Linked DNA regions of Mus musculus: regions 1, 2 and 4 are each linked to region 3. A link is a loop called in an ENCODE intact Hi-C map of the cell type or tissue named here. Cell type or tissue: heart. All regions are shown on one strand. Region 1 holds the start of Gtpbp2 (GTP binding protein 2). Region 2 overlaps Capn11 (calpain 11). Region 3 overlaps Slc29a1 (solute carrier family 29 (nucleoside transporters), member 1). Region 4 overlaps Gm35456 (a long non-coding RNA gene).

Region 1 (8,000 bases), 580 kb before region 3:
TCAGCACTGATCTTCCTAGACACAAGCTCACCTCTCTGCCCCCACCCGCCACAGCCTCCAACTGCTGCGCGGGCTCGGGTATTTGGTTTTGGTTTCTTTTTCTGTGTTCAGGATATTGAAGCCTTTCTTTTTGACATCCATCTGGTAGACACTACTTCCTTCTGGCCCCTCCCTCTCAGCTGATGCCATCAAGTGTAAGAGGCTACAGGCTCTGGAACGGAGCCAAAGTATGAACTCAGCACTGGTCACTACAAACGCCCCCGAGATAAGAGGCCCAGGTAAGAGAGGAACAGAAGTCCGAAGTTGGGACTTACCCAAACAAACCAGGAAAGCTTAGGGGCAGACTCCATAAAGTGAACTCACTGTGGCTTTTTATGCCCTTTTCATGCCTCAGTGAGGTGAAACCAGGAAACCATCACATAACCTCTTCGAGCAACAGCCACCTTTTGGGCTGTGTGCCACACACACCTGCCCCGCGCCACCCTCCACCCTCCACCCCCTGGACAAAAGGTTATGTATGAGCTTGACTTATATACCGTCTGCCTGGTCTGCCTGCATTTCTGCGCTCCTCCTCTCTGGCCATTTTATTTTTCTCTTTCCCTCTTGGTCATCATGCTGTCTTTAAAGTCCTTAGAGGTGTCTTTATCCATACTGTCAACCACACCATGGAATGCGTAGGAGCTCTTTTCCCATCAACAAAGAAACCTTTCTACTCTTCTGCTGAAGGTGAATAATTAGGATAGCTGACTATAAAGATGGTAGAAAGATAATCTTGGCCAATGGTTCTCAAAGACCATTGTGGTGCTAAGACCACAACATTAGCTTGTAAGAAATGCCAAACAATCAGGCCCGTCTCTCACCCACTGAATCAGAATTCTATGAGCAGGAACAGCAACCTGAATCACTCTGGTGCACACTTAAAAGTCATAATCACCCATTGAAGCTCTTCCCACCTTGGGTTCTCCCATCTTTGTTTTTCAAAACAAGGTTTCTTTGTGGAGCCATGGCTATCCTGTAACTTGCTCTGTAGACCAGGCTGGCCTTGAACTCAGAGATCCCCCTGCCTCTGACTCCCAAGTGATGGGATTTTTTTTTTTTTTACATTATTTTTATTTTACGTGCATTGGTGTTCTGTCTGCATGTATGTGTGTGAGGGCATCAGACTTCCTGGAACTGGAGTTGCAGACCGTTGTGAGCAGCTATGTGGGTGCTGGGAACTGAACTGGGGGTCCTTTGGAAGAACAGACAGTGCTCTTAATCGCTGAGCCATCTCTCCAGAGTGATGGGACTTAAAGGCGAGCCCACTAGCTCCCGACTGGGTTCTCCTATTTTAAGAGGAAGGAAAGTAGTCTTCTCTGCCTTGAGGACTCCCAGAGCGGGTTCGTGCGGACTCTTCTCTGTGTCCACAGCCCCACAGGACAAGGAAAGGGCAGAGGGCTACGTCTAACTGTTCTCTGGTTTAATGTGTGTGGGTACTGAAGAATAGGGAAGGAACACATTGCTCTTGTCCCGGCTACTCCCCTTCTCCCTGTGGATTAAGTTTAGAAAAACGTTGGTTACTCTGCCTGCCCTCTTTTCCCAGTACAGTGTTCCTTCCCCACTCCCAGAGTAAGTAGGGGTTCAGACATCCTCTGCTCTTCTCAAGAGGAAAGGATCCCCGGTTCCCACTAATCCAAAGGTTATGGAGGTGAAAGGGGCAGTCCCTTCCCGAGGTCCTGACACTGAAAAGGATCGTCCAGTCTTGACGATCCCGCTTTGTAGGGGTCTTGGAACAGGAGGAGGGGTTCTCTTCCCCGGTCCTTCCTCCCTTGGGTCTTGACACCGGAAAGGGGGATTGATTTTCTCTCTCCCGCCTCCTTGGAGTCTCGGGGACCGGAAGAGTAGTTCCCCATGGCTCCGCCACTTTTCAGGTGCTCACCTCTGGGGGCAGGTACGGAGGGTTGTTGGCTTTACCTCCTCTGTTCCTTCCGTTCTTCTTCTTCCCCTTTGGGCCCCCGCAACTGCTGCTACCGCCGGCCCCCCGAGCTTTGAGGTTTCCACCCATGGCCGGGCCTCCTCCGGGCCGGCAGCAGCCGCCGAACAGCTCCGATACCCGCGAGTCCATCCGCCGCTGCCACCAGCCCCCCGCCCGACCCCTCCCCCCCGCCACTGCCGCCGCCCCTACTGCCACCGCCGAGTCGGGCCAGCCGGAGGAGAGCGGGGTGTGGCCCACTGTAGGCCACGCCCCTGCCTTCCCTGTCCTCCTAGTCGCGTCAGAAAAAGCCGCAGGGCATCAAGGGATACTGAGTCCGCAGCTATGAGATTTAGTGCTAAAGAATGCGAGTTCGAACTACAATTCCCAAGAGGCATCGCTATGCGAGAGTCACAGGTGGCTTCGGGGGCGAGGGCAGCAAGCGCGCCTTGAGCGCAAAGACTAAGGGGAGTTGTAGTCGGCACCCAGTTTCCCGTACTGCCAGCGGCTTCTCTTCTAGGGGCAGTAGGAAGGCTTTGTGGCCTGAGATTAGGGACAGTAACCGGAGGTGAAGGGCTTATATCAGAATTGAACTGGGTTTGACCTTTCGGCGCTGACCCCAGACAACAAGTTAAAAATCGGGGAGGTTGGATCTGACAGCCTGCTGGCTCCACCTCTGCCTCAGTTTCTTTCCTGACGGCTGGAGTGCTGTCGAGTGAGTCAGGGCAAAAGCTAGGGCGGAGGCAGATGGTAGTTATAGCATAATTAGAGCTGTTATTGTGACGATGATTATGCCACCCTTGCAATATAGTCACTGTTTTATTACTTGGGTGGCACAATCCGGGGGTTGGTTTTAGCAGCCCCAGGCACCGCAGTGGCCAGACACGTGTCCAGGACCCATAAAGCAGCCAGCTGCCTAAGGTTTGGAGGGTGCCTACTGCAAGTATCTCTCCTCCCCTTTGTTTTGAAGTTTAGCCAATCCCGGAAAACAGAATTTGGTTTAAAACTTGTCCGGAGGAGGGGCCTGGCCCCTACTTGGGGCGGAGCTGGGGTTCCAGTTACGTCAACCACCAGGGGGCGGGGAAAGTAGCCAGGAATAGAACTTGTCCTAGGACGCCAGGGGATTGCTGATTTGTCTTTCTAGCCAAGCTGTCTCTCCTGTCCTTCAGAACTCTCAGAGCGACATAAACCAGTATACGGGGCACCAAAGGCTCAGAATGGAGAAGCAGAATTGCTGGGCACAGAGTCAGGACGCCAGGGTTCAAATTCCAGCGCCGTGGCTATCTCATGACTCACAGTACGTCCATTCCCCTCTCTTCACAAACAACCAGGTGTTCACACATAGCCAAGAAATAGAACAGAGTTTGAAAGTTCTCCACGGTACGGTAGGAGCACTTACCTCTGGTGTACTCTGAAGGAGTTCAGACCTGGTTGAGTCCATAACTTCTGCACAGTTCCACATCGAAGGAGACGAGTCTATTGAGCATGCAGTCGCTGTCCACATTGGATAGTTTCCACACCAGCTATATACCAAAAGAACCAAAAGTTGAAAAGCCTTGCAGATCAGCCATTTACCTGGGTCTTCAGTAAAGGAAAGTAGGTGTCTTTTCTGTATGCTATCCTGTATGCTTAAGACCAGGATTGCCAGGAAAAAAAAGTTTTTAGAGATGGAGACTAGAGAATTCAGTGAGACATCTCAAAGGATGGGAATAGAAAGGAAGAGACATCCCCACCCCACCCACACATTATCACCACAAACAGGCCGGGTTCTCTCACCAGCCAGAAACCACTGCACTCAACTGATAACTATTTTTTAAATATCCACGGATCTTCCAGCAGTCACCCTTTAACACACAATTCCATCCCAGCCAATTCTCCTTAATGGATACCTTCCTTTAAGAAAGGGTGGGGCATGATATAACCCATTCTTGAACAGCCTGGCCTACCTACAGAGAGAAGTGAGGGCTGGCAGAGGAGAGAGGCCACAGGATGCCTGCTGGGAGACCAGGGTCCTGGGGAGTGGAGGTGGTATAAGTGGCCAGTTTCCTAGACAGGTTGTTTACGAGGTGGCTGCCTATAGGATGTATATAGTGTGTGCTTATATACACATCACATGCAAATATTTTTCCTGGCTTGTAGTGAGTCACTTGCTTTTACATCTAGTACCTTTGTATGAATATGCATTTTGTGATGTCACTTTCATGTGCTCTGACTTAGAGCAACCTTCCCCTCTGCTTTCTTGCTTGCCTGTCACCCTTAAGCCAACCTCATTATGACTATATATATATATATATATATATATATATATATATATATATATATGTTTTTTTTTTTAGGAGATTTTGAAAAGTTTTACTCTTGGAGCTAGAGAGATGGTTCAGTGGATAAGAGCTCTTGCTGCTCTTCCAGAGGATCAGAGTTCAGGTCCCAGCACCATGTAGGGTGATTTATCACTCCTTGTAGTTCCAGCTCCAGGGAAACCGGCACCCTCTTCTGCCCTCTGAGAACACCACACTTTGGCACACAATTCCAATTACAGATATACACATAGTTTAAATGTGTGTGTGTGTGTGTGTGTGTGTGTGTGTATAAAATGTTTAATCTATATGCATGTGTGTACACTATGATGTACATGTGGAGGTCAGAGGGCAACTTGCAGAAATTTATTCTGACTTGAATTCAGGTCACCAGACTTGGCAGCAAATGCCTTTACCCACTAAGCCATCTTCCTGGCTCTGATCTTTTTGTTTGTTTGTTTTTTGTTTTATTTACACTAACAACTGAACCCAGAGCCTCCGTGCTTGATATGCACAGAGTCTTCTACTGAGTTGTTCTGCTAGCTTCCTGCAGTGATTTTTCTGGTGGGTTTTGGTTTTGTTTGTTCCTTTTTTGAGACAGGGTTTCTCTGTGTAGCCCTGGCTGTCCTGGAACTCACTTTGTAGACCAGGCTGGCCTCGAACTCAGAAATCTGCCTGCCTCTGCCTCCTGAGTGCTGGGATTAAAGGCGTGCGCCAACATGCCTGGCAGTTTATTTATTTTTTAAAGATTTATTTATTTATTATTTTAATAATTAAATTTACATTTATTATAAATATATTTATAATATACTATATTATGAATATACATTTATAATATAGTATTATAAATTCATATTTATAATATAGTATTATATTATAAATACAAAATTAAAATATATAAATATATTATATAATATAAATATAATATGTTTATATGATAAATATTATATATGTGTGTATGTATATGTATATATATACACATACTCACACACACACACATATAAATCAATTGCAGCTGTCTTCAGACACCTCAGAAGAGGGCATCAGATCTTGTTATGGATGGTTGTGAGCCACCATGTGGTTGCTGGTTGCTGGGATTTGAACTTGGGACCTTTAGAAGGTCAGTCAGTGCTCCTAACTGCTGAGCTATCTCTCCAGCCCCAACACTAAGTTTATTTTTAAAAGCTCTCCCCTTGTTATTCTTCTTAAGCACTCTTCTGCACACCTAGACGATCCCCCTGAGTCCTGTTCTGTCCTTTTCATTTTGAGACAGAGTCTTGCTGAGTTATCCATGTTGGCCTTGAACTTGTGCTCCATCTGCCTCAGCCCTCCAACAGGTCGTCACTGTCAGGCCTGGGATTGTCTTGTGTCACTTACATGAAGAAGCTGCCACCATCACATAGTAAGATTTACACATGCACCGTCCTGTTCTGGATTTCTAGCTTTTATTTTATTTATCCATTTCCCACACAGTGCTTGGACTAAGACTCTCGTGCATGCTAGGCAAGCATTCAACCACTGAGCTAGCTCAACACCACACTATTCCCCCCCCTCCTTTGATCTTTACAGAAAGGGGTCTCTGCGCAGCCCTGGCTGTCCTGGATCTTGATCTGTAGACCATTCTGGCCTCAGGCTCAGAGCTCTGGCTACTTCTGCATCCCAACTGCCGGGATTAGTGATGTGAGACACTATGCCTAGCGGCACAGTATTTGTGATTGCGTATGCATGTGAATGGGTTTGTGCGTACGAGTACAGTGTCCTCAGGGGCTAGCAGAGCATGTGCAAGCCCCTGGGAGCTGATTGGGACCCACGTAGAGTGGGTGATGGGAACTGAACCCAGGAACTCTCCATGAGCAGTCTGTACTCTTAACCAGTGAAGCAGCTCTCCAGCCACCCACCACGGTATATTAATTGTGCTGTTACAGGATGTCTTGACGTCTGGTCCCTACTTCGGGAAACTCACTCTAGTCTTGACTTCTATGACCTGGCACTTGTGTCTCCTTCTTCATACTTTTCTCCTTACTTCCCCATATGCCTACCTCTCATATGTCGTCACTCATTGACTGATACAGCTGGTCCAGTAGGTGCTTGCGATGGTTTGTATCTGCTTGGCCCAGGGAGTGGCACTAGCAGAGGGTGCAGCCTGTTGGAGTAGGTGTGTCCCTGTGGGTGTGGGCTTTAAGACTCTCATCCAAGCTGCCTGGAAGCCAGTATTCTGCTAGCAGCCTCCAGATGAAGGTGTTGAACTCTCAGCATCTCCTGCACCAGGCCTCCCTGGGTTGCCATGTTCCCGCCTTGATGATAATGGCCTGAACCTCTGAACCTGTAAGCCCAGCCCCAATTAAATGTTGTCCTTATAAGAGTTGCCTTGGGCATGGTGTCTGCTCACAGCAGTAAAACCCTATCTAAGACAGATCTAAAGTCAGAAACCTGTTCCCCACCCCCTTTCTTTTTTTAAAGAAACTCTGCAGGGCTGATTGAGTGGGTGAAAGCACTTCCTGTTCAAGCCTGATCCCTGGACCCCACGTAAGACAGGATCTCAGTGTGTGTGTGGGCTTGCCTCATGGCCTCCACCCCACCTCCTAAGTGCTGTCCACCGCCTGGCTCTGCTTAGCTGCTGCTGCTTCTTCTTCTTTTTAAGATTTATATATTATTATACATAAGTACACGGTAGCTGTCTTCAGACACACCAGAAGAGGGCGTCAGATCTCATTACGGACGTTTGTGAGCCACCAAGTGGTTGCTGGAATTTGAACTCAGGACCTTTGGAAGAGCAGTCATTGCTCTTAACCGCTGAGCCATCTCGCCAACCCTCTGCTTATCTTCTTGATGGCCACTTTCTATCCCTTCTCCTCTTCAAACCCAATGCTAAATTAAATTATATTCATGAGACATCTGTCTTTTGTTTGTTTTTGTTGTTACACAACAGGGTTTCTCTGTGTAGCCCTGGCTGTCCTGGAACTATTGTAGACCAGGCTTGTCTTGAGCTCTGCGATCTACCTGCCTCTGCCTCCCCTGTGCTGGGACTAAAGGTGTGCACCACCATCTCTACTGGATGGACATCTTTCTAAATATCTCTAGAGTTCACTTAATTTCTCACCACCTGCTGGGATGACCCAAATTCAAGTCTCTTTGAATACACATTTTGGGGCTGGAGAGATGGCTCAGGGGTTAAGAACACCAGCTGCTCTTCCAGAGGTGCTGAGCCTATGACTCCAGCACTTTGGAGATACAGGATGGAGGCTGTGGGGAGATTCCAGGTCAACCTTGATTACATAGGGAGTTCAAGGCTAGCCTGGGCTAAATGAAATCCAGTCTCCAAATACAAAAATGAATAAATATATAAAGCCAAGCACAACTCTTCACAACTATAATCCCAGCCCTTGGGAGGCTGAGCAGGGGATCCTGCAGATGAAGGCCAGCCTGAGCACCATGGCAAGTTTGAGGCAAGCCTGTGCTACGTGAAATTCTCTCTCAATAAACAAATGTCCTTCCTGCTAAAAACATCTGTCTGACTACCGTATGCTATAAATTGTATCGTTTTATAGTGCATACAAATTTTCTATTTTTTTTAAATAAATTTTATTTTATATATATGATGAGTAGCCGTCTTCAGACACACCAGGAGAGGACATCAGATCCTGTTGCAGATGGTTGTGAGCCACCATGTGGTTGCTGGGAACTGAACTCAGGACCTCTGGAAGAGCAGTCAGTGCTCTTAACTGCTGAGCTATCTCTCCGGCCCCAAACTT
Region 2 (8,000 bases), 61 kb before region 3:
TTCCTCACTGGCAAAAGAGCTTCTTGCACATAAAGTTGGCACATTGTAGGACTATTGGACATCCCCTGTGGTAAGACCTTCCATTGATACCTCTTATCAGGTTTAGCAGAATAAGCTCTCTGACCCGTTAACAAGTCAAAAGTCCAATCTCTCTGCTCTGGAGTTAAAGCAGCAGCGTTTGCTCGGGCCTGCGCCTGTGCCGCCTCCTGCCACAGAGCTCGCCATTCCACATATTTGGCCATACTAGGGAGAGCGGCTTTTGCAACCGTCTGCCAATCAGCAGGCGTTAGTGCCATACCAGCGAGCCTGTCTAACTGCGCCAAGGTAAAATTAGCATTGGTTCCGTATTTACGAACCGACTCGGCAATTTCCTTAATCTGTACGTATTCTACCGGAGCGTGGACACGCCCACCCTCGGCTCCTTCAAAGACTGGAAATGCCTGTTGTATTTTCTTTTGTTCCTCTCGGGGAATGAATGAGTCTGCGCACTGCCTCTCTGCGCACTGCCTCTCTGCGCACCTCTCTGCGCACTGCCTCTCTGCGCACCTCTCTGCGCACTGCCTCTCTGCGCACCTCTCTGCGCATTGCCCCTCTGCGCATTGCTGACGCACTACGCAGGGCGGGGGCTCCGCATAGGGCGGACCTTGAAACCGACTGCCGGGAGGTTGAACAGTACGCTGACTTTCGCCAGCCGCTTTTGGCTTTTTTCTTGACCAATTAGCTGGCTGGTAATGGGCTGCTTCTTCCTCCCAGTCTGTTTCCTCAGAGGAGGATTCTTCACTTGCTTCAGAGCTACTAAGAGCTGGCTTCCTGAGCTCATCTAGTGACGAGTATCTCCTAGAGACCTCCGCTAATCGATCTTTTTTCTTCTCCCTTTTTCCTCTTTTTCTTCTAATCTCTCTCCAGGTATTCCTACCTAACCTTAACTTTTCCTCGGGTTCAAGACCCTTGGAAAGGCCTGTATACTTATTTTGTGTACCATACTTCCTCTTTGTTCCTACTCTCTCTCCCCGCTTTACTTCTGATAGATTGTCCTGAATTTCCTCTAGAATTTTCAGCCCTATCTTAATCACTTGATAGCATGTGAAAAAGAACAAAAGGGCTCCTAACACCAGAAAAAATTCAAGGCCAAACATACTCACTGGTACTCTCGTTCCCCAGCTGAAAAGTTCTGAATTCATACAGTTGAATCCTTCTTAACAGTCTGCTTTACGGGAACCTTTATCACCGTCGTTCCCCAGCTGATGAGTTCTGAATTCGGCAGTTGAATCCTTCTCAACAGTCTGTGTTACGGGAACCTTTATAAACGTGATCCGCAGTTCTGGTTCTGAAATGAAGTATCCCTCCTGCGCCAGTCCGGAGTTTTTTCTCGTCCCGGATTTTCTCGTCCCGGAATTCGGCACCAATTGTTATTCGTCGCGTTCTCACGACCGGCCAGGAAGAACACAACAACCAGAATCTTCTACGGCAAAGCTTTATTGCTTACATCTTTTTGGGGCCAGAGTGTAAGAAGCAAGAGAGAGAAGCAAGAGAGAGAGAAAACGAAACCCCTTCTATTTTAAAGAGAACAACCATTGCCTAGGGCGCATCACTCCCTGATTGGCTGCAGCCCATGGCCGAGCTGACGTTCACGGGAAAAACAGAGTACAAGTAGTCGTAAATACCCTTGGCTCATGCGCAGATTATTTGTTTACCAACTTAGAACACAGGATGTCAGCGCCATCTTGTGACGGCGAATGTGGGGGCGGCTTCCCACAGGCCTCGAACTCAGAAATCTGCCTACCTCTGCCTCCTGAGTGCTGGGATTAAAAGCGTGTGCCATCCCTGCCCGGCTTCTTTTGTTTTTTTTTTTTAAGACAGGATTTCTCTATAGCCCTTTCCTTCCTGGAACTCGATCTGCAATCCAGGTTGGCCTTGAACTCAAATATCCACCTGCCTCTGCCTCCTGTGTCCTGGGATTAAAGGCATGTACCAGGCAAGATTTTCCTTCTGAATTTTGTGTGTATGTGCATGTGAGTGCAGTGCCTGTGGAGACCAGAAGAGGGAGGTGTCAGATTTCCCCTAGACCTAGAGTGACGTGTGGTGGCAAATTACCTGCTATGAATATTGGGAACTGAACTCAAGTCCTCTAGAAGAGAAGGTGTACTCTTAGCTGCTAGGCATCGCTCCAACTCTTGAGTGGTTTGAGACAAAGTCTCACTCTGTACAACAGGTTGGTGGCAAAAGAACTTACAATCCTTTTAGCCTCCACCACCCAAACGCTGAGATTACAGAAGTGTTCCAAGACACACCTTGGGCCTTTGGCCACTACTGCAACCTGTGCACAGAGTAGGAATGGGGGCCACAGAGAGAGGTGAATGGATATGTTCAACAGATAGGAGCCTGTCCTGACAGCAACCAGGATGCTGTGCAGCCTAGCCTAAACTCCTCCAAACCAAAGCGTGTCACCCTGGTTTGTGACTCCCTTGAGTCTGGGACCTCCACACATGTGAGGCCGCTCAAGGGGCAATCCCTACCTGCCTGCCTTTAAGGGGACTGCTGGCTCCTGGCTGCCATTGGCTCCCTTACCACCTGCCCCAAACTGCTGTACCGTGTGGTGCCCAGAAATCAGAGCTTCAAGAAGAACTATGCTGGCATCTTCCACTTTCAGGTAAAGGGAAGACCTGAAAGAGAAGGAGGGAGGGGTGGAAGGAAGGAAGGAGAAAGACAGGAAGAGAGGAAGGGAGGAAGGGAGGGGGAGAGAGATCATGTATGTACTTATTTTGACACTGTTTGGGAATACTTTTCAACTAACTTTCAGAGAAATATCTGCTTATGAAAGCTAATTTTTTTAAACTCTAAAGAAAATAATTAGCTGTTTGTGGCTCTCTTCCTGTTCTCTCTCTCTCTCTCTCTCTCTCTCTCTCTCTCTCTCTCTCTCTCTCTCTCTCTCTCTGTGTGTGTGTGTGTGTGTGTGTGTGGTCCATGTGCCTGCATCCACAAATGCGCATTAGGCACTCCTGTGTACATGAAAATCTCCACCATACAATTGGTATAACCTGGATGTTTAACCGATAACTGATCAGGGGAAAGACAGGAAGGGAGGATGGAGGTGTGGAAAATAGGGAGGTATTTTAAGATTTTAAGGCTTTTGTTGACTTTCCCTCGCCTGTTCTAAAGAATGACTGGGCCTTGGTCAAGATGGTTTCGTGGATGAGTGTACTTATCCCCAGGCCTGGCAACCTGAATTTGATCCCTGAAACTTGCATGGTGGAAGGAGAAAAATAACAGACAGATATCACACACACACACACACACACACACACTATACATATATACCTTTTTTAACAAAAGAATTCCAGTTTGAGTAATTGTTGCTGGTATGTTCTTGTCCTGACCACGAGGGGGCGCTCTAAGGACAGATCTCCTGTAAGCAGACAAATGTCCCCTTGCCACCCACAGCTTTGGCAGTTTGGGCACTGGTTGAACGTGGTCGTGGACGACCGGCTGCCCACTAGGAACAACAAGCTGGTATTCGTGCACGCCTCCCATCGCCAGGATTTCTGGAGCGCCCTGCTGGAGAAGGCCTACGCCAAGTGAGTTGCCCAGGCCAGGAACCAGGCTGGCCTTGAGCTGCCTGGCTTTGGCTGCCAAGGAAGGTGGGCTAGGACACTAACTGAACCAGGGGAGGAGACAGGCCACGATAAGGCATGCCTCATTTCCCTCACAATTCTGCCTGACTGTTCACCCCAACTGACATCTCCTAACAGCGCCCTATCTGCCTGCAGGCTGATCGGATCCTACGGAGCGCTGTCTGGAGGCAGCACTTTGGAGGGTTTGGAAGATTTCACAGGCGGCGTAGCACAGTGCATTCCGCTCCAGAAGCCCCCTGGCAACATGCTAAGGCTCCTCAAGAAAGCCCTGGAGAAGTCTTCCCTCATGGGCTGTTCCATTGAAGTAAGCCAAGCTGGGTCTTGTTGGATATTGTCGCTCCCCACCCCGACCCCAAGGCTCTTACCCCGCAACGACTCATCACTAGCTACCCCTTTCTTGAACTAATTTTTGTCTGCCTGTAGTGCAGAATGACTGTTCTCACCGGGCACAGCCTCCGAGTTGTTTCGACTTTCTCTTTCTGTGACCCCTTAGTAACTCATAATGCAAATTTTCATAGCTTGTCTTCTCAAGGGAGAAGGGAGAAGGTTCCAGAAAGGCAGTGACCTTTTTTTTTTTTTTTTTTTTTTTTGGCAGTGACCTTTATGGGATGCATTCACTATTGGACCCTGGGACTGTGGACGATACCCAGCATGCATTAGGCACTCAACAAATATTTGTTCAAATAAATAAATGTACCCAGAGTGCTTCCATGTAACCGCGGTTATGGGAGCGGGGTATTTATTTCAGGCAGAGTAGAACTTACTCTTCGCAAAGCCTGCACACAGATGCTTGCTTCTGCAGGCTGTACTCGTAATAGCAAAGAAAATCGGAGTTAGTTGCCTTTCTGCGGGTGACTCAATTAAGTTAAACCAATTGATTCTTTTTTCTTTCTTTCTTTTTTTTTGGTGGGGGGCTTGGGGGGTTCGAGACAGGGTTTCTCTGTATAGCCCTGGCTGTCCTGGAATTCACTTTGTAGACCAGAAATCCACCTGCCTCTGCCTCCCAAGTGCTGGGATTAAAGGTGTGCGCCACCACACCAGGCTAAACCAATTAATTCTTACATGCCATAGAGTACAGACAACGACAGCCCCTAACAATAGGGGCCTCTCTATGACCTTCTTGTAATGACAGCATTGTCCTGGAGTATTAATGATGGTCAGGGGAGGAAGGAGAGGATGAGGGGACCCTGGACACAAAGGCCCTTTAGAGATGCAAGCAGTAAAGAACCTGGCCCATAACTTTGGTGACAAATCCATGAAACTACATCTGTGATAAAGCTGCACAGCCAACTGCAAGTGACCAGGGACAAAGCTAGGAAGAAGGGGCTGGAGAGGTGGCTCCACGGTCTGCTTTTCCAGAGGACCAGGGTTCAATTCCCAGCACACATGGCAGCACACAGCTGTCTGTAACTCCAGTCCTAGGCGATCCAAACCTTCTTCTGGCCTCCATAGTGCGCAGACACACACAGCCAAAAACACTCACACACACACACACACACACACACACACACACACACACACACACACACACTTCATAAGCTAGAGGGAGATATGCAGGCTGCGTCAAAACCTGCATCCTGGTGCTTGCTTTGTTCTGTGAGCTTTTTGTTTTGTTTTGTCCTCTTACCTGTTTACTTAGGCTTTTGGTTTTGTTTGTTTGTTTGTTTGTTTGTTTGAGACAGGGTCTCACTATGTACTCCTGGCTGTCCTCAAACTCAGAGAAACTTGCCTACCTTCACCTCCCAAGTGCTCTAGGCTTACTCCTATACATTCAACTTATAGTACAGCATTGCAAAACATTGGAAATCCGAACTAGGGGAACAAAGGCTCTTCCTGTACTACTGCGGGTGAATCACCAATTGCTTCCGAATCTAATGTACAGGAGCTGAGGAGACGGCTCAGTAGGTGTTTCCTCTCCATGTGAGATCTAAATCTCAGCCGGGCAGTGGTGGCGCACGCCTTTAATCCCAGCACTTGGGAGGCAGAGGCAGGTGGATTTCTGAGTTCAAGGCACAGCCTGTTCTACAGAGTGAGTTCCAGGACAGCCAGGGCTATACAGAGAAACCCTGTCTCAAAAACAAACAAACAAACAAACAAACAAACAAACAAACATCTGAGTTCAAATCCCCTGCACCCACATTAAAACAAACAAAAAAACAAACAAACAAAAAACCCAGCAGGGCTGTGTGTGCCTATAGCCCCAGTGCTGAGCATAAAGACTTGGAACTTGCTGGTCAGCCTATATATCCCAAAGCAATAAGCTTTACCTTCAGTGAGAGATTATGTCTCAAAGTGTAACTCCAAGTTCCCCAGAATCCAATGCCACCTTCTGCCACTCCTAGGGTACCAGACACACATGTGTATCAGACAAACATGCAGCAAAACTCTCATAACACATAAAATCAAAATAAGCATTTATTTAAAAAATACAGAAGAGATTCAGTGGCTTTCTTTGGCCATCTCATGTATTCACATTCACCACACACATGAGTGACATCTATAGTCTCTCTCTCTCTGTCTCCTCTCTCTCTCTCTCCCTCTCTCTCTCTCTGTCTCTCTCCCTCCCTCCCTCCCCCCATCTCCCTTTCTCTCTCTCTTCCTTTCCCTTCTCCCTCTCTGTGCCAGTGTGTGTGTGTGTGTGTGTGTGTGTGTGTGTGTGTGTGTGTGTGTGAAGTATAAGCAAGGTGTAGTGTCTCATGTCTATAAACCCTCAAGAGGCTGAGGCTGGAGAATCACTCTTGGCTACATAGAGAATTTGAAAGCCTCTAGGCCATATTAGACATGCCCTCTTGTAGATATAATATTCGTGTTACAAATCACATAAAATGATGGCTGTCTTAGGATTTCCAGGCCAGATCTTAAACACTCTCCCTTCTTTTCTGTAGGTCACAGACAATAGTGAAGTAGAAACCATGACACATAACATGCTGGTGCGAGGACATGCTTATGCAGTGACTGGCCTAGAGGATGTGAGTACAAGCAATTGGCCTCCCTTAGAAATCACAGGTATGGGAGAGCCACCCCCTGCCCAGGTCCTGAGCATCCATGCCTCTCTGCCTCCAGGTCTACTACAGAGACAAGTTGGAAACTCTAATTCGGATCCAAAATCCTTGGGGTCGGGTTGAATGGAATGGAGCCTGGAGTGACAAGTAGGGGACCAAACACACAGCAGGGTTCCTGTGGAAGCCAACGTCACGGGTGGGGCCAACTCTTGTCCCCAGTGCTTCGAGGTTTCATAAGAACTCTGAAGGTGGCTGCCCTTCCCATCCACTGTTTTTTCTTGGCAGAGCCACAGAGTGGGAAGAGGTGAGCCCAGATGTTCGGGTACAGCTGCTACACAAGAAGGATGATGGCGATTTCTGGTCAGTGTGGCTTGGAGGAGCCTCAGACTCCCCACAGGCATCCCTCATCTCCCTACAATCGCCTCTGTGTGGTGTGCCTCGGGTGAGGAGGTCCTAGGGTCCCTTCACAGTCAGGTCAGGGCCCGTAGGTGTGGCTGTGGAGTGTACTGACAGCGCTGTCCGTCCTCCCCTTCCCAGGATGTCCTATGAAGACTTCATGAGCAACTTTACACTGCTGGAGATCTGCAACCTCACCCCGGATGCCCTCAACACCTGGGATTACAAGAGCCGCTGGCACTCCACCTTCTATGAGGGCAGCTGGCGAAGGGGAAGCACTGCAGGGGGCTGCAGAAACCACCCGGGTAGGCGAGGGCAACCTGAAAACTAGGCCTGGGCAGGAAGTCACAGAGGCAGGGTGGATGAGGGCACAGTTTGTGGAATGCCACGGCCCTCAGGAACCCAGGCAGGAATGGCTGGAATCTCAGGGCACCCAACAAGGGCCCAGTCAAAGACAGAAGGCCCTGCCCCAGCACAACCACCTTGACCTGGATCTTCCACAGAGACGTTCTGGAGCAACCCCCAGTTCAAGATCTCTCTCCCGGAAGTGGATGACCCAGAGGATGACTCTGAGAAAAACGAAATGGTTTGCACCTGTCTGGTGGCACTGATGCAGAAGAACTGGAGACATGCTCGAGAGGGACCCCAGCTCCTCACCATAGGCTTTGTCATCTTCTCGGTGTGTCCCCGGGATCCCCAGCCACCGGTGCTTCCCCTTTGGCTCCTTTTCCTCCTCCTCCTCCTCCTCCTCCTCCTCCTCCTCCCCTCCCCCTCCCTCCCCCTCCTCCCCCTTCCTCCCCCTCCCCCCTCCTCCCCTTCCTCCTCCTCTTCTTTTGCCATATACACCAGGCAAACTCCCCAGTCTAGGATAAAGGTGTGTGCTCTTTTTCTTTTTCTTTTTTCTCTTTTTACTATTTTCTTTTTCTGTTTTTTTTTTTTTTTTGGTTTTGTTTTATTTGTTTGTTTGTTT
Region 3 (8,000 bases):
CTTCAGAGGCCATCTGATTAAATAAACATTTTTTTTCTCCATAGCTCTGTGCATCCTTCCAAGGTTTAACTAACTCCTTGGAGAGGAGAGAAGGCTGGCAGCCTGAGTCTAGGTTTCTGCAATGACCCAAGCCTGGGCCTGGGTATAAGGGGGAGGATGCAGTCCTTCAGTCTCAGAGGGGCTGCAGCGCCCCCTACTGGGGACACAGGGAAGAGACAGGCCTGGAGCCAAGACGCCACCCAGACTGTGGCCCAGATTTAGAAAGATGTAGCCCGAGTGGTCTTCACATTCCATAAGTACCTGAAGGTGGCCTTGAACCGCTTCCTATGTGCTGGTACTGCAGCTGTGTACCACCATGTCCTGGATCTAGGGATCAAGTCCAGGGCTTTGTGCATGCTAGGCAAGCGCTCTGCTAGCCGAGCTATGCCCCAGCCCCTCTTTCTCATTTCAAGGGCCTGGAAATGGAGGCAGCTTTGTCTTCCCCGCTACCTTCCCCTCCCCCACCACGCTGTCCTCAGCTCCTGGAATGAACTCTGCCAAACTGGCCAGCCCCACCCCCAGCTCCTGGCCATACTCCCACATCCCTGGGCAGGAAAAGGCTGAGGCCTGGGCTCTCCCTTACCTTGGCTCCAGGCCCTGACACCAAAGCCCAGGCTGCCAGACTTCCTGGAGAACAACGGGCCTATGTGTCCTCATGTTGGCGTTGGACCTCCCCGTTCTTCAGCCATACTGTGGTCTGAGGAAGGGTGTGTTGGTATGGGATGTGAGACTCCCTCGGTGGAGGGGGCGCTGATGCTCCAGCTCAGGACTGACTGGAACTGAGAGGAACACTCTGGTCCTAAGTGCCCCTTGTCCCCAGCCCTGGGAGACAGAAGCTTTTGCCCCGCCCCATCTCCCAAGCCCCCTCCCCCAAGGCTGCATGTTCTCTCATCCTCTACCAGCTGATGGCTACAGGGGTGGCCCTACTGTTGGGACTTCCTTTTTTCACAGAAATTTCATTTAAACTAGTGGTTCTCAAACTTCCTAGTGCTTCAACACTTTTAACACAGTTCCTCATGGGGTGAGCCCCAACCATAAAATTATTTTCGTTGCTGTTTCATAACTGCAATTCTGCTGCTGTTATGAGTCGTTCTATAAATATCTGTTTTCCCATGGTCTTGGGTGACCCCTGTGAAAGGGTCCTTAGACCCACCCCAAAGGGGTCACAATCCACAGGTGGAGAACTGATTTAAACAAAGGCTTCAGACTTTCGTGAGAAGTAGTGTATTTTCTTTTGTTTTTGTTTTTTTTATTGAGACAGAGTTTCTCTCTAACCTTGGCTGTCCTGGAACTCTATATATAGATCATGCTGGCCTTAAACTCAGAGATCCACCTGCCTCTGCTTCCTGAGTGCTGGGATTTAAAGGTGTATACAACCATAGCCTGGGTTGTTTTCAATTCTTTTTCTTCTTCTTCTTTTTTTTTTTTTAAAATTAATGTGCATTGGTGTTTTTGCTTACATATATGTCTGTGTCAGAGCATCTGACCCTCTGGGACTGGAGTTAAAGACAGTTGTGAGCTGCCACGTGGCTCCTGGGAATTGAACCCAGGTTTCCTGGAAGAGCAGCCAATGCTCTTAACCACTGAGCCATCCCTCCCTCCATTCCCCAGTTGCTTGTTATCAATCCTTACTAAGGTCAAGCTTGGTGGTGGGTTGGAGGTTAAACGCATCACTGTACCAAGCACGGGTGTCCATGACTAGTTTGTCAAAACTGCATACATGCCTCAGCAGTGGTAGCTCACACCTTTAATGCTGGCGCTTGGGAGGCAGAGGCAGGCAGATCTGTGAGTTCAAGGCTGTTCTGGTGGTCTACAGTTCAAGTTCCAGGAAAGCAGGGCTATACAGAGAAACCATGTTTCAAACAACCAAACCAATCAACCAACAAACACCCCCAGCATACATCTGCTCTGTTAGAAATGGCCTTCCTATGCTATCTGGTTCAAACTGCCTGTTCCCTAACTAGGAGGCAAGCTAAAAAATACAAACAAAGTCTCTCCTGCTTGCCCTTAGCTCCAATGACTTGACTTCCTCCTCGTACTGAAATTCACGAGAGGTTTAGCAGCTTTCTTTTTCAACACTGGTAGCCTCTGGGGAACCCGAATTTTTTTCCCAAACTCTAACTTCCTACCTACAGTCTGGCTCCTGGGTTCCCTCTAATCCACCCCCGTGTGTGGCCACAAGGAACTGGTGAGAGTGTAATTACTCATTTTCCAAAGATTTATTTTATGTATGTGAGTACACTGTAGCTGTCCTCAGACATACCAGAAGAGGGCACCAGACCCCACTACAGATGCTTGTGAGCCACCTTGTGGTTGCTGAGAGTTGAACTCAGGACCTCTGGGAGAGCAGTCAGTGTTCTCACCGCTGAGCCATCTCTCCAGCCCTCCCCTTTCCCCGCCCTCCCCCCTTTTTTTGAGTCAGTTTTTCTGTGTAGCCCTGACTGTCTTGGAACTTGCTCTCTAGAGATCCTCCTGTCTCTGCCTCCTGAGCACTAGGAAGTAAGGTATGTGCCACCGCTGTCCTGCCTGTAACTACTTTTTTACTGGTCTTAGCTTTTCCGAAGAGTGTTGAAGATTCAGCAAGATGGCTGTGCATCCTGGCTGGCATGGTACTCACTATGGCTACTCTCCCGAGGGCTAGGATTGAGGCATGGCACCATCACAAGGGAATTTTTGTGCAGTGATTACAAGGGTGTCTCTCCCTTCCCCAAAGTTCCCTGATGTTTGACTCTCTACCATTGGCTTGTGAAAGTCTCTCCCCGTTCTGCGCCCTAGGGCGTTGGTGATATGACTTATCTCCTGTCACACTTTGAGCTGAAAGTGCTCCCTGGTTCCTAGGGGTGATCTGAAGATATTCATGAGCATGTGACGCTTGTCAAGTTTACCCCATCTCATGTCCCACCCACCTATGTGGTGACATTCATTGCTTGAATGTCCTTGAATGTTAGTAGGCTCTTAACTCTGGCACTGACCTGAATGGGTGTCGGAGGGGGGCATTTATGATTCTGCCACCAGTGTTGAAGAAAATATCTGGAATATAATCGTTTTCTCCCAAAGTCTTTTTAAAAAAAAAAAACAATTTTATGTACATTGGTGTTTTGCTTGCATATACATCTAGTTGCAGACAGTTGTGAACTACCATGTGGGTCCTGGGAATTGAACCCAGGTGCTCTGTAAGAGGAGCCAGTGCTCTTAAGAACCACTGAGATCTCTCTTCAGCCTCCCCCACCTCAAACTCTTCTAATGCATAGCCTTGTCCCTGAGTAACTACACTGATGGCTTCTGACCACAAGTGAGCTCTGTAGGCACCACCTTGAAGGTCAAGGAGAGTCAGGACCCACTGCAGGTTACTTCCTCCTCCTGGGAGGGAGGGAAGCTTGAGCAAGGGACTGCCAGGTATCCTTCCTGCCACAATGTTGTACATCACTTCCTGACGTCTCTGGTCTCTGTTCAAAGCAGTCTACTGAACTGCTGTTTTCTGGATGGCTGCCACTGATGTAAAAGTCCTTTACTGTGTGGGTCAATATGGTGAAGATTGCAGAGCACCCCCTTGTGGTCATAATCCACCACTGCAATTGAGCAGACCAGTGACTGCAAGGATGTCTGCTTTTTCCGGTGTTTACATGAGAAGACTGGTAAATTCTACCTTTGTTTAAAAACCTCTAGGTATAGAAAGGAGGAGATGTGAAAACAAGGGTACAAGGAAGTGGAGAGACAGGAGAACCTCAATTCTCACCTAAACTAAATTGTTCGTAGAATTAAGTTGATAGCAACTAGGAATGGATGTGAGCAGAGAACTGTGCTGTCTGGCTGTGCAAACAGGAAAGTGTGACGGCAGGAGATTGGCCAGAATGATGTCACAGCTAGGCTGGCAGTCCATACAGGTCCCTGGGGACCGTAGTGTTCCTAGGGTGGGAATGGCCAGAGTCCTCAACTCCTTAACCCATCGATGACTGTGTTCTAGCCAGGCTAGAAAAACAGGCTTACCCTGTTTGTTTTCATGGTGTGCCCATTCAGCCCTCTACCCCTCCCGGTAGTCCCGAGCACGCGGCTTTCTGGGTCCTAGCTGTGGGGAAGTGCTAAGTGTGGATCAGCAGGGCCCGAGACAGCAGCACGCTCTTCCTTGGCCTTTTCAGGGGGTAGGGCCACTTGGCTTGAATTCAGACCCACAGAGTCATCTGTCTTGGGCCCAGCTGTTCAAACCAGGAAAAGCCATTCTCTGTGGCTCCGGTTTCTCGCCAGGGAGTGGGAACATCGGGCAGGCTCTGCTAAGGGAATTAAACCACGTGCCTAGAGTTGGTACAGGGTAAGAAGATACTATTTATTTATTTATTTATTTATTTATTTATTTATTAGAGTTGGTACAGGGTAAGAAGATACTATTTATTTATTTATTTATTTATTGGTTTTTCGAGACAGGGTTTCTCCGTGTAGCCCTGGCTGTCCTGAAACTCACTCTGTAGACCAGGCTGGCCTCAAACTCAGAAATCTGCCTGCCTTTGCCTCCCAAATGCTGGGATTAAAGGTGTGCACCACCACTGAACAGCAAGAAGATACTCTTAATGCTGCTGCCCCGTAAGGTCCCCTGGTAACCAGGATGAGTCTCGGCATCCTGGGGTGGTCCACCTAAGCTACCTGCTCCCCTCCCCCACACCTCTGGGCGCTGGGAGCTTGAGAACCAAGCCATACTTACCTAGTTACCTCTTCCAGTGTGGATTACTGCTTGGGCTCTTGCTGTCAGTCAGTCAGCTAGGAATCCCAAGACTTTGGAGACGGGATGCACCCTGGGTTTGGGGTAGGGGCTGCTGGAGCTAAGCAAAGTATGTGATGTCACAGGTTCCCTGCCCCCCACCTCAATGGGAGCACCTTCTCCACTTGCTTGTGAGGAAGTCAGACTGTGGGACCTATACCACTGCACCTCGTGCCCAGGTCACCTTACACCAGGTACTCAGAGTCTCTCATGTGTAAAGCAGGGAAGGTAACAGGTGGAGAGCCACAGAGATCATGAATGACTCAGCTCTCCCATAGCTGGGGACTGGGACTCCTCGATGCGTGCCTGGTTTACTCTGGAAAACAGAAAGGCTAAAGGATGAAAAAGGGATTCTGTAGGCAGGCATGACGATGCGGTGCGTGCCTTTAATCCCAGGACTCAGGAAGCAGAGGCAGGGGGATTTCTGTGAGTTTGAGGCCAGCCTGGTCTAACAGAGTTGAGTTCGAGGACAGCCAAGGAAGGCTACACTGTGAAACCCTGACTCAAAACAAAAACAAAACAACAGCAACAAAAAGATTCTGTCAGTAAACTACAGTGGAACGAAAGGCTTGGGTCCTTGATGTGTATCTCTGCCACCCAGTCCCAGAGCTAAGGACACAGGCACAGAGCACAGCAAACAGAGATCCAGTCAGCTGAGACCCGTGTGCAGAAAGGGAGTCGCCAGTGCCTGGGGCAGAACAGGAGGCAGGCAGAACCCAGGACAGGTTGTGTGTATGGCGCCAGCCTGCCCCTCCCCTGACCAGTCAGGTCCAGAATAAATTCTGTTCAGGCTACTCTTTAGTTTCCCTTGAAGGGGCTGGGAGCACTGGAGGTCAAGTCTGAGAGGACTGTGGTAGAAGAGAAGGCAGGGCTGGTTAGTTAGTTACATACCTTAGAGACACAGGTCTTCAGAACACGGAAAAATGGTCCCGAGTGTGTTAATGGGGTACCCTGATGAGGTCCCGTTTACATTTTGAGAATAGGGTCAGTCACAAATCCTGTCCTTTTTTTTTTTTTTTTTGGTTTTTCGAGACAGGGTTTCTCTGTGTAGCCCTGGCTGTCCTGGCATTCACTTTGTAGACCAGGCTGGCCTGGAACTCAGAAATGCCTCTGCCTCCCGAGGGCTGGGATTAAAGGCATGCGCCACCACGCCCGGCTCTCTTTTTACATTTTCTTTTTAATCCTGTCCCTTTTATAACCATTCTGCCTTTAGCGATTCTGTTCTTGTCCATAACTTTAGCTATCGGCTTGGTTAGGCCTGGGTCTTCAATCCAAATCCAGTCTGGATCGCCCCCTCCCATCCCTCTGCCTGTTGGATAGCTGTTTTTGTCTTGTTTTTATGATTTGCTTATTATGTATACAGTGTTCTGCCTGCATGTACACATGCAAGTCAGAAGAGGGCGCCAGATCTCATTACAGATGGTCATGAGCCACCATGTGGTTGTTGGGGATTGAACTCAGGACCTCTGGAAGAGCAGATAGTGCTCTTAACCTCTGGGCTGGCCTTGAACTCAGAAATCCTCCTGCCTCTACCTCCCGAGTGCTGGGATTAAAGGCGTGCGCCACCACTGCCTGGCCCCTGAGCTTTACTTGAGCATACTAAGTGCATAGAACCTCCAGCCCACTTGGGCCCTTAACAACCCAAGGATGAACCTGGGTGGCCTAAGGAAACAGACAGGCTTAGGACCCATGGAGTCAGGGTAGTACACAGCTCTGCTCTCAGAAGATTAAAAAAGAAAAAAAAAAAAAAGCCAGGTGACTCCCAGTGACCTAGAAAGGAAGCCCTTCAGGAAGGGAGGAGTGTGGGCACAGAAAGCAGCCCTGCAGGCTGGGGCTGGGTTATAAAAGGCTGCGGGTGCCATGCTGAGCTCTATCCTGAAGAGTGGGAAAGGCCCCTAGAGACAGCCTTAAAACCCCCTAGGCCTGGAGGGGCCTGAGTCCCAGTAGTAGGCTGCAACCACCATTGTTCCTAAGATAGGGTTTATACTTGATCCGGCAGAAGCTGTTGGAGAGTGGCCAGCTAACACAGCTCGTAACAGGTCACTACTTGCCGCTGCTGGGCCCCACGCTTGGTTATCTACACCCTGTAGGCAAAGAATTCTCCTTACAATTGGTAGTGAATTGGGGGTAAAATCAACTCCTTCACTCTCCACACCTTGCTTTTTTTTCTTTGTTTTTAACCATTTTCCCCAATGTTGTCCAGACTACTCTGCTTCAGTGTCCAGAATGCTGGGACAAACAAATGCCACCATTCCTGAGTTAAAGATAGTGTATTGATAAGGGAAAATGTTACATTTGAATTTTAGCCCCTATAAAGTTTTGAATGTGCCTTGCCAGCCTGCCTGTGCGTTGTGTACACATAATACCTTTGGGGGCAGGAGAGGTGAATATTTCTCTAGAACTGGAGTTACAGGTAGTTGTGAGCCACACCCCACACCCCGGCTCTGGGAATCTTACCCCCATCTTCTGCAGGAGCAAGTGTTGTTTTTTTTTTTTTTTTTTTTTTTTTTGAGACAGAGTCTCTGTATAGCCCTGGCTGTCCTGGAACTCCTTTGTAGACCAGGCTGGCCTCAAACTCAGGAATCTGCCTGCGTCTGCCTCCCAAGTGCTGGGATTAAAGGCGTGCGCCACCATGCTCGGCAAGACAGAGTCTTTGTATGTAGTCCTCGATGTCCTGGAACTTACCATGTAGACGAAGCTGGCCTCACACTCAGAGACCCACCCTCCTTTGCCTCCTGGGTGCTGGCATCAAAGGTGCTTACAACCACCCCGAGCCTGTCTACAGGTGTCTTGCTTCCATGTGTGTGTGCCATGTGTGCTCCGGAAGGGCAGCCAGTGATTTTAGCCCCTGATTCATCTCTCTAGCCCCATCATCGTTTTTTTTTTTTGTTTGTTTATTTATTTTATTTTATTTTTTTGTTTTTCGAGACAGGGTTTCTCTGTGTAGCCCTGGCTGTCCTGGAACTCACTCTGTAGACCAGGCTGGCCTCGAACTCAGAAATCCTCCTGCCTCTGCCTCCCGAGTGCTGGGATTAAAGGCGTGCGCCACCACTGCCCGGCATCATCGTTGTTTTAAGGCAGGGTCTCACTCCATAGACCAGGCTAGCCTGCAGAACACTGCATAGCCTAGGCTGCCCTGGAACTCATGGTAATCCTCTACCCCAAATTCTAAATGCCGGAAAAGTAAATATGAGCTACTAAACCCAGACTC
Region 4 (8,000 bases), 140 kb before region 3:
GGAGGCAGAGGCAGGTGGATTTCTGAGTTCGAGGCCAGCCTGGTCTACAGAGTGAGTTCCAGGACAGCCAGGGCTATACAGAGAAACCCTGTCTTGAAAAAAAAAGAGAGAGAGAGACTATGGACTTCACTGTGTCCTCCTGGCCCTTTCCAGGCTCTAGGGTTTAGCAAGATCATTCTAGATTGGGAGATGTTGAGAGCATCAATGAGGTGTCAGGATCCCCTGAAAATCCTGTCTTCGTGAGGCTGGAGACGGGTGACTCAGTAGATAAAGTTTGTCACATAAAGATGAGGACCAGAGTTCGAATCTCCTGAAAACTCACGTAAAGGACAGATGAGCTTGGCAGCCTGTGTGTCATTCCAATCCTGGGAGACAGAAGAAGGGACTTGATCCCCAGAGCTGTCTAGCAAGGTCAGCCATATCAGAGAGCTCTGGATTTGATTGAGAAAGCCTGCCTCAAAGAATAAGGATTGACGGAGGCCGATTCTCAACATCAACCTTGGGCTCCCCCATGCATGTGGGTTCATGTGGGTTCACACACGTACACATGGGACAGGAGCTTCAGAGCCACCGTGGGCCAGGCCCAGGGCCTAGTGCCAAGAAGGTAAACAGGAACGAGGAGACAAGCAGCCCCTGTGTGATGGAGCTTATAGAAACAGGCCAACCCAGGCAAGAGAGAAAGGTCAGCCCTGACATGGGGTCCATTCACTTCACAAGAACCCCTCCCTGCTTTATGAGCAGCAACTGAGAGGTAGACCAGTTGGCCATGAGGATATTAAACAGAACAAGGGAGCAAGCAGAGCCAGTCAGATTTAGAGTGGGCAAGAGGACCTCTCAGAAGTGACCCTGAAAAAAAGAGCTGGAGGATCTCAGATCTCAGAAAGGAGCAGCATAGAAGCCAAGAAGCCGGGAGACGTCAGGAAGCCATGTGGCTGGAGCATAGGGCAGGAGGAACAGGGAGAGACTGGACTGGCCCTGCAGGCCACGGGGAGGATTCAGGCATGCAGTGTGGGCTTTGTCCCAGTTAGCGGGAGGGAAAAACAAGGCTCAGCAAATCATTTATGATACTATACATACAGCTATCAAGTCACCCAAGTGATCAAGCCAAGAAAGAGCCTTCCAGGTCTATGGACAAAGACCATAGGACAGGTTCTTGTCACTCCACATGCAGATCAAGAGCTGGGCTGGCTGCACCAACATGAAATAAACCAGGGATACTTGTGACAACTGCTTTTCTTTACTTGTGTATAGGTATTGGGGAATGCGTGCCATAGCACGCATAGAGAGGTGCGGGGGATCTTCTGGGAATCAGTTCTCACCTTCTACCATGTGGATGGTAGAGGATGGAACTCAAGTCGTCAGCCTTGGCACCTTCAACCACTGTGGTGGTTTGAATGGGTTTGGCCGCCATAGACTCTTGTTGGAACGCTTGGCCCAAAGGAGTTGAAATATTAGGAGGTGTGGCCTTGGAGTGGGTGTGGCCTTACTGGAGGAGCTGTGTGGGTGAGCCTTAAGGTCTCCTAGTGCTCAAGCCCCACCTAGTTTGAGACAGTCTCCTCCTGGCTGCCTTCTGACCAAGCTAGAGAACGCCAGCTCCTGCAGCACCTTGTCTGCCTGGATGCTGCCATGCTTCTCCCCATGACGATAATGGACTGAACCTCTGAAACTGCAAGCCAGCCCCATTAAAAAGCCAACCTTTATAAGCATTGCCTTGGTCATGGTGTCTCTTCACAGCAACAAAGCTAAGACACCCAATGAACCATCTCCCTGACCCCATTAGTTATTCCCGGGCCTAGCATCTTCATATATCTCAGGCTGGCCCCAAACCTGCTAGATAGCAGAGGATGGCCCTCAACTTGTCATCTTTCTGCCTCCATCTCCTGGGGTGCTGGGATTCCAGGTGTGCACCCACATCTGGTTTATGCGGTGCAGACGACGGAACCCGGAGCTACGTGCATGCTAAATAAGTCCTCCACTGATGGCATCGAAACCTCAGCCCCTAACAACCAGTGCAGTGACAGGAGCTGGGGGGGTGGGGAACTGCTACTTTTCAGGGAAGTCTCATTTGTATAGGCACCAGCAAGAACCAGGCCTGAAGAGCGAGGGGGCCTGACCAGGGTGGGAAAAAGCGTGGGAAATCAGCAGAACCATCCCTTGTGAGCAAAGACTGTGGGGAACATGTATGGTCTGGTGGGAGCTGGGAGGTTGACAGAGCTGCTGACAGTAGATGTCTGGAAGACACGGGTTTAAGGAACTCTAACCAGAGGCCCTAGCATCTAAATTACCTCTAGGAGCAGCAGGGAACCAAGGAAGATCCTAAACAGGTTAAGGTAGTCTGTGCTGAAAAGGGGGAAGGGTTAAAGGGAAGGGACTTATAAAGGTGGGACTGGGAGGCGAGGCAGGATGGGCTTGATCGAATAAATAGATAAATAGATAAATAAATCAGGGCTATCTCTCTCTCACACACACACACACACACAGAGTGTAATTTTTTTTTGAAAGAAGACTCAGGTGCAGGAGTGAGGGGACAGATTTTGGGGAAAGAAATGTCTTACTTAGGATTCCTGCTAAGATCGCTATGGCTGGGATGGGACACCAGGGCCAAAAGCAAGGTGAGAAGGTTTATTTGGCCCGTATTTCCACACCATAGTCCATCACTGAGGGAAGTCAGGATAGGAACTCAAGCAGGGCAGGATCCAGGAGGCAGGAGCTGATGCAGAGGCCATGGAGGGATGCTGCTTACTGGCTTGCTCCTCGTGGCTTGCTCAGCCTGCTTTCTGATAGAACCCAGGACCACCTGCCCAGGGGTGGCATCACCCACAATAGTCTGGGCCCTCCCCTAAGTCACTAAGGTACCCAGGACCCAGCATGCCGTTTTGTGTGATGAGATGAATCCATTAGACCACACTTTGTCCACCGTAACCCTAACCCTAACCTTAACCATAACCCTAACCATAACCCTAACCATAACCCTCACCAGCCAAGGATGACTTTGAACCTCAGGATCTCCTGTCTCTACCTCTTAATTTCTGGGACCACAGGCATGCTCCACTGTGTTGGGTTTATGTGGTAGAGGACTAGGCAAGTGAGCTCTTGCCAGATGCCAAAGTAGGCTTCAGTTGGAACAGGCTGGGATCAGGCTGTGGGCTGTGGAACCCTTCCAGACTCTGCACAAGAAGCAGCCACAGCTCTGATGGCCAGATTACCTCAGACTGCTCTGTTCCCAGCCGCCCCCCTCAGCCGGTTCTGGCTCTCTGGCCCTCACTTTGCATCTCTACTGGGAAAACAGGACGGGAGTGATGGTACACACACACTAGGGGAATTCAGGGTACCAACGTCTTACTCCAGTTCCAGGACCCGCTTGCTGGTAGCCCTCATATCCAATAGAGGGCGCAACGTGCACAGACATTTGGCTACCGGCTCGCCCTGCGCTCCCACCTGGGAGGCTGCTGAAGCTGCTACACCAGTTTGTTCATCCTTATTTTATCTCAATTCCTCACCCCAATCCACAACAACCACATATATGTTCCTGTAAGACAAGTGTGTGCATTTTTAATTTTCTATTTTTTAGTACTTTCTTTGTTTGTAAAGACAGAGTTTCACTATGTAACCTGACTAGCCTGGAATTCACTATGCCAACCAGGCTGGACATAAACTCACAGAGACTGACCTGCCTTGGCCTGTGCCTCAGCCTCCTGGGTGCTGCTGGGGACTAAAACCATGTTTTACTACACCTGTTCCATGCATGTTCTCCACTGGACAAAATCTAGAACCACCTGGGAGATGGGCCGCTAATTAAGTTAGCTGTAGCAGACCAACCAATCTCAGCTGTGGGCGGACTCACCCCCTAGGCAAAGGATTACGACTCCCGTTCACTGCGATCGGCTTCTTTACTATGCGCACCTTGAAGGAAGAGCTAAAATAAACTCTTTTCTTTATTAAATTGCTTTTATCACATCAACAGGAAAAGAAACTAAGACAGGACATTCATGGTTCTTACTCCCCCCCCCTCTTGTTTTTTTGTTTTGTTTTGTTTTGTTTTTTGTTTTTTAAGATTTATTTATTTATTATATGTAAGTACATTGTAGCTGTCTTCAGACACTCCAGAAAAGTGCATCCAATCTCATTACGGATGGTTGTGAGCCACCATGTGGTTGCTGGGATTTGAACTTAGGACCTTCTGAAGAGCAGTCAGTGCTCTTACCTGCTGAGCCATCTCTCCAGCCCCCCTCTCTTGTTTTTAAGGTTTATTCATATTGCTAAGAGTATTTTTAGTCCCTGGTGGGCACCTCACATTTATACCTGATCTCTAACAGACACCCAGGCATCCTCCAGCACCAACTAACAGCCTAACTCTGAGCATCCTCACACACACACATGCACGCACACATGCACACACGCACACACTTCCCCATTTTTCAGTTTGAATAAGACAAAGAACTCCTGGGTTGCAGGACATTCATTAACGTTAACTGCAGAAGATGGCCAGCTATTTTTCTACTTACCTGATTCTTGAAGGGTCCCCTGTCCTCCCCGGGTGGCCCTCGCTGGCACTCTTTCTTTCCTCTTGGCTTAACTTAGGGAGATGCAGAGCCACTGGCTGCGGCCTCTGTGAAGACCCTCTTACGTGTATAAAACAGACTCCTGCTCTCTGTCAGACTTAGTGGTACCCAGCAGTTGAGTATTCACCAAAGCGATGCGGAACAGTGAACACCACAGGTCTCGGGAGGAGGCTTAGCCAACCGCAAAACCCTGTCCAGTCAGCCCTTTCCTCTTCTACAGCGTTACCTCAGCTTTCTGAATCTCCCCGCAGCTCTTCCTCAGACAGTTCGCTTTTCAAGGATCTGTGCTTCCTAGTTCTGTCTGGGGACAGACTAGATAGACTCTCTGAATCCCACGGTACATATACCATGGAAGTAAGTAGCATCCTCTCCTGGTTTCTGCCGGCAGGGTCTGTCTCTAACTTACCCAGCTAAGCTTCCTGCAGATGCCCTGGGCTGGAACCAGACACAGTCTCACAGCCCTTAACCTAACTGTCGCCCAGTGAAAGCCCAAATGCTTTGGAGGTAAAAGCTGGAAGAGAAACCATGGGTATGGTAGATTAAACACCTAGATCTTTGTTCTGGTCACCATGGCCCTTGAAGATCGTCTGTGCCGATTACTTCACAGATGAGTGGGTATCGGCTCAGGGAGTTAAAGGGCATGCCTAGGGTTGCTGGCAGGCCATTGTCAAGGTCAGGACTGGAATACAGGCTTGTCGGAGACCACCGCACCACTTCCTACAGAATCCTGTACTCTCTCTCTCTCTCTCTCTCTCAACACCCCCACTCCCCGTGTAAACATTGCTTTTTAAAAGTTGGTTGTAAGTTCATAAATAATACAAGGATACATTCTCCTTCTTAAAAAATTAAAGTACTCAGAGGCCTGAAAGATGGCTCAGCAGTTAAGAGCACTTACTGCTCTTGCAGAGGACCCAAGTTCAATTCCCAGCAACCACATGGAAACTCTAAGTTGCTTATCATTCCAGTTCCAAAGAACCTGAGGCCCTCTTCCGGCCTCCAGGGCCACCAGGCATGACCAGGGTGCACAGACACACATGAAGGTGCTCACACACACACATGAAGGTGCTCACACATACACATCAGAAATGAAAAATAGATCTTGCCAGGGGTGGGGGTGGGGGTGACTCACACCTTTAGTCCCAGCACTAGGACTGGGCAGAGGCAGGCAGATTTCTGTGAGTTCAAGGCCAGACTTGTCTACAGAGTGAGTCCTAAGACAGCCAAAGCTACGGATAGAAACCCTGTCTGAAAAAACAAGATAGATATATGATTGATAGATAGATAGATAGATAGATAGATAGATAGATAGATAGATAGACAGATAGATAGATAGAAGAGAGAGATAGAAATGGAGAAATAGAAAAATAAAACAAGAGGTTAAGCACACCTCTGATCCCAGCACTCAGAAGGCAAAGGCAGGCAGATTTCTGTGAGGCCAACCTGGTCTACAACATGAGTTCTAGGACAGTCAGAGCCACATAGCAAGACCCTACCTCAAAAACCAAAAACTCCTGCAAGATTTACTAGAACATCATGGTGAACTCCCGCCCTTGGGAGCAGAGGCAGGCACATCTCTGTGAGCTAGAGATCAGATTGGTCTATATGGTGAGTTTCAAGCCAGTCAGGGCTACATAGTGAGACCCTGTCTTTAAAAATTAAAATAAAATAAATAAGGGCTGGAGAGATGGCTCAGTGGTTAAGAGTGCTGGCTGCTCTTCCAGAAGTCCTGAGTTCCATTCCCAGCACCCACGTGGCAATCACAACTGTTTGTAGCTTTACTTCCATGGGACTTGGCACCTTCACACAGCCATACATGCAGGCAGAAAATAAATAAATCATCAAAAAATTTTAATTTAAAAAAAAAAAAAAAGGACTAGGTCTGTGGCTCAGGAGAGCACTCATGCAACCTGTGCAAGACCCAGAGTCTCATCTCTAGAACCACACGAAGACCGGCAAGGACAATGCTATTGATAGCACTATCTTCCCTAAGAGCAGGCCCTCCTCTCCCTACGGAGTTCCTGCTAGCAGCTTGGGAACCACTGTGCTGTGCTTTCTATGTGCATACGGATGGACAGACGAACTTTTCTATAGCTCCAAGACACTGCTGCGTGAACTTAATTACTTCATTCTATGTAGCTAGTGTGTAAGTGATGTGTTCATTCTATGTAGCTAGTGTGTAAGTAATGTGTTCATTCTATGCAGCTAATGTATAAATGATGTGTTTATTCTGTGTAGCTAGTGTGTAAGTGATGTGTTCATTCCCCTCAGCTGAACATCTTAGAACTTATGTCTGTCTGCGCTTATACCATCCTCTCTCAGAACTACCTCGTAGCAGTCCATGGGACAAGAGGATCTGACCGATTTACCTAGTCTCTTACTGATGGCCAGGGAGTTCATTCCTAATTCTCACTATTAAAAGTGGGCTTGATGGAGAGACAGACAGACAGACAGACCAGACAGGAAGACTTGGGTCCAGGTGATGATGGCTTACACCTTTAATTCCAGCACTGGGGGTGGGGGGTGGGGGTAAAGGAAGATAGATCTCTGAGTTCAAGGCCAGCCTGGTCTACAGAGTGAGTCTCAGGACAGCCAGGGCTACACAGAGAAACCCTGTCTCGAAAACAAACAAACAAACAAGCAACAACAATAAATAATTTTTTTTGAAAAAAGAATAGAAAAGGAAAAAAAGACTTAAGAACAATAACACTAAGCAAACTACTGACCTGGGTCAACAGTGTGTGGCTGCAGTGCCCACCCTGGGCCTGGAAAGGCCTTCAGGAACAGTTTGGACTGAAGCAGTGTGTGTGAGTGCCGCACGTATGAACAAGTAGATGGTCAGAGTTTACACTGTAACTGTGTGTGCTGGTGTGTGTGTGTGTGTGTGTGTGTGTGTGTGTGTGTGTGTGTGTGCGAGTGAACACCAAAGGCAGACATAAAGGAGCAGAGAGGCCAGAGAAGCAGGAACACCTACACTCATGGAGCATTTCCAGGCTGACAGGCAAATGTTTGGTCAGTGCTACATGCCCACCCTGCCAGCCCTGCGGGAAGCCACAGGGGGACAAAAATGAGATACCTGCACTCAAGTAGGAGACGCAAGCACTGGCATTTGTGCTAAATACCAAAGACACCAAAGGACATACTGCCTGCTCTTTCGAATCAGGCAGGCAGTTCAGTGCAAACCCATGTGTGACACCCATGGACAGAGTATGTGTAAGACCCAGAAAACCCTGGCTGGAGATGTAGCTCAGTTGGTACAGTGCTTGATTAGAATACACAGAACCCTGGGTCAGAGACCCAGCATTGCAAAAACCAAACATGGTATGAAGACCACAAAAGAGGTAGAGACAGGGGACTGTTCAAGAGCATCCTCCTGCATACAGTGAGTTCAAGGCCAGCCTGGGATATGACTCTGTCCCAGGCATTGAATACTCTAAGGGT

Evidence for each region. Peaks named below come from ENCODE experiments on the same cell type or tissue, not always from the same donor. Only the 100,000 strongest peaks of a DNase experiment are listed, where the experiment ranks them.
Region 1: a loop joins it to region 3, with 2.2 times the contacts of the local background. A loop is called at or near these places in 5 of 42 quality-filtered maps.
Region 2: a loop joins it to region 3, with 4 times the contacts of the local background. A loop is called at or near these places in 20 of 42 quality-filtered maps.
Region 4: it touches region 3 in a loop (2.7-fold over the local background); 12 of 42 quality-filtered maps call a loop at or near these places.

What each region holds. Positions count from the first base shown.
Region 1 is chr17:46,155,245-46,163,244 of GRCm38, reverse strand. It overlaps Gtpbp2 (GTP binding protein 2), which reads right to left and starts at 2,213. Exons shown (of 12, transcript NM_019581.3): 1 at 1,919-2,213. The coding sequence starts at 2,104. In heart, a CTCF peak has its summit at 3,005 (motif pointing right); DNase peaks (open chromatin) are centred at 44, 2,304, 2,984, 5,904 and 1 weaker place; H3K4me3 peaks cover 3,866 bases; H3K27ac peaks cover 3,607 bases.
Region 2 is chr17:45,638,404-45,646,403 of GRCm38, reverse strand. It overlaps Capn11 (calpain 11), which reads left to right. Exons shown (of 22, transcript NM_001013767.2): 4 at 2,532-2,650; 5 at 3,442-3,575; 6 at 3,768-3,936; 7 at 6,518-6,601; 8 at 6,696-6,781; 9 at 6,920-6,994; 10 at 7,172-7,335; 11 at 7,534-7,709. Among named protein-coding and RNA genes, the nearest start is that of Gm52283, 15 kb to the right of the region's middle. In heart, CTCF peaks have their summits at 2,045 (motif pointing right) and 3,389 (motif pointing right); a DNase peak (open chromatin) is centred at 3,483; H3K27ac peaks cover 503 bases.
Region 3 is chr17:45,577,243-45,585,242 of GRCm38, reverse strand. It overlaps Slc29a1 (solute carrier family 29 (nucleoside transporters), member 1), which reads left to right. Exons shown (of 14, transcript NM_001357771.2): 14 at 1-43. Among named protein-coding and RNA genes, the nearest start is that of Gm35399, 7.9 kb to the right of the region's middle. In heart, CTCF peaks have their summits at 2,312 (motif pointing right), 3,391, 3,607 (motif pointing left) and 6,179 (motif pointing right); DNase peaks (open chromatin) are centred at 202, 592, 3,592, 4,212 and 3 weaker places; H3K4me3 peaks cover 766 bases; H3K27ac peaks cover 3,204 bases.
Region 4 is chr17:45,713,882-45,721,881 of GRCm38, reverse strand. All of the region lies in intron 3 of Gm35456 (a long non-coding RNA gene), which reads left to right. Among named protein-coding and RNA genes, the nearest start is that of Gm35456, 9.0 kb to the left of the region's middle. In heart, a CTCF peak has its summit at 3,379 (motif pointing right); a DNase peak (open chromatin) is centred at 3,361; H3K27me3 peaks cover 538 bases.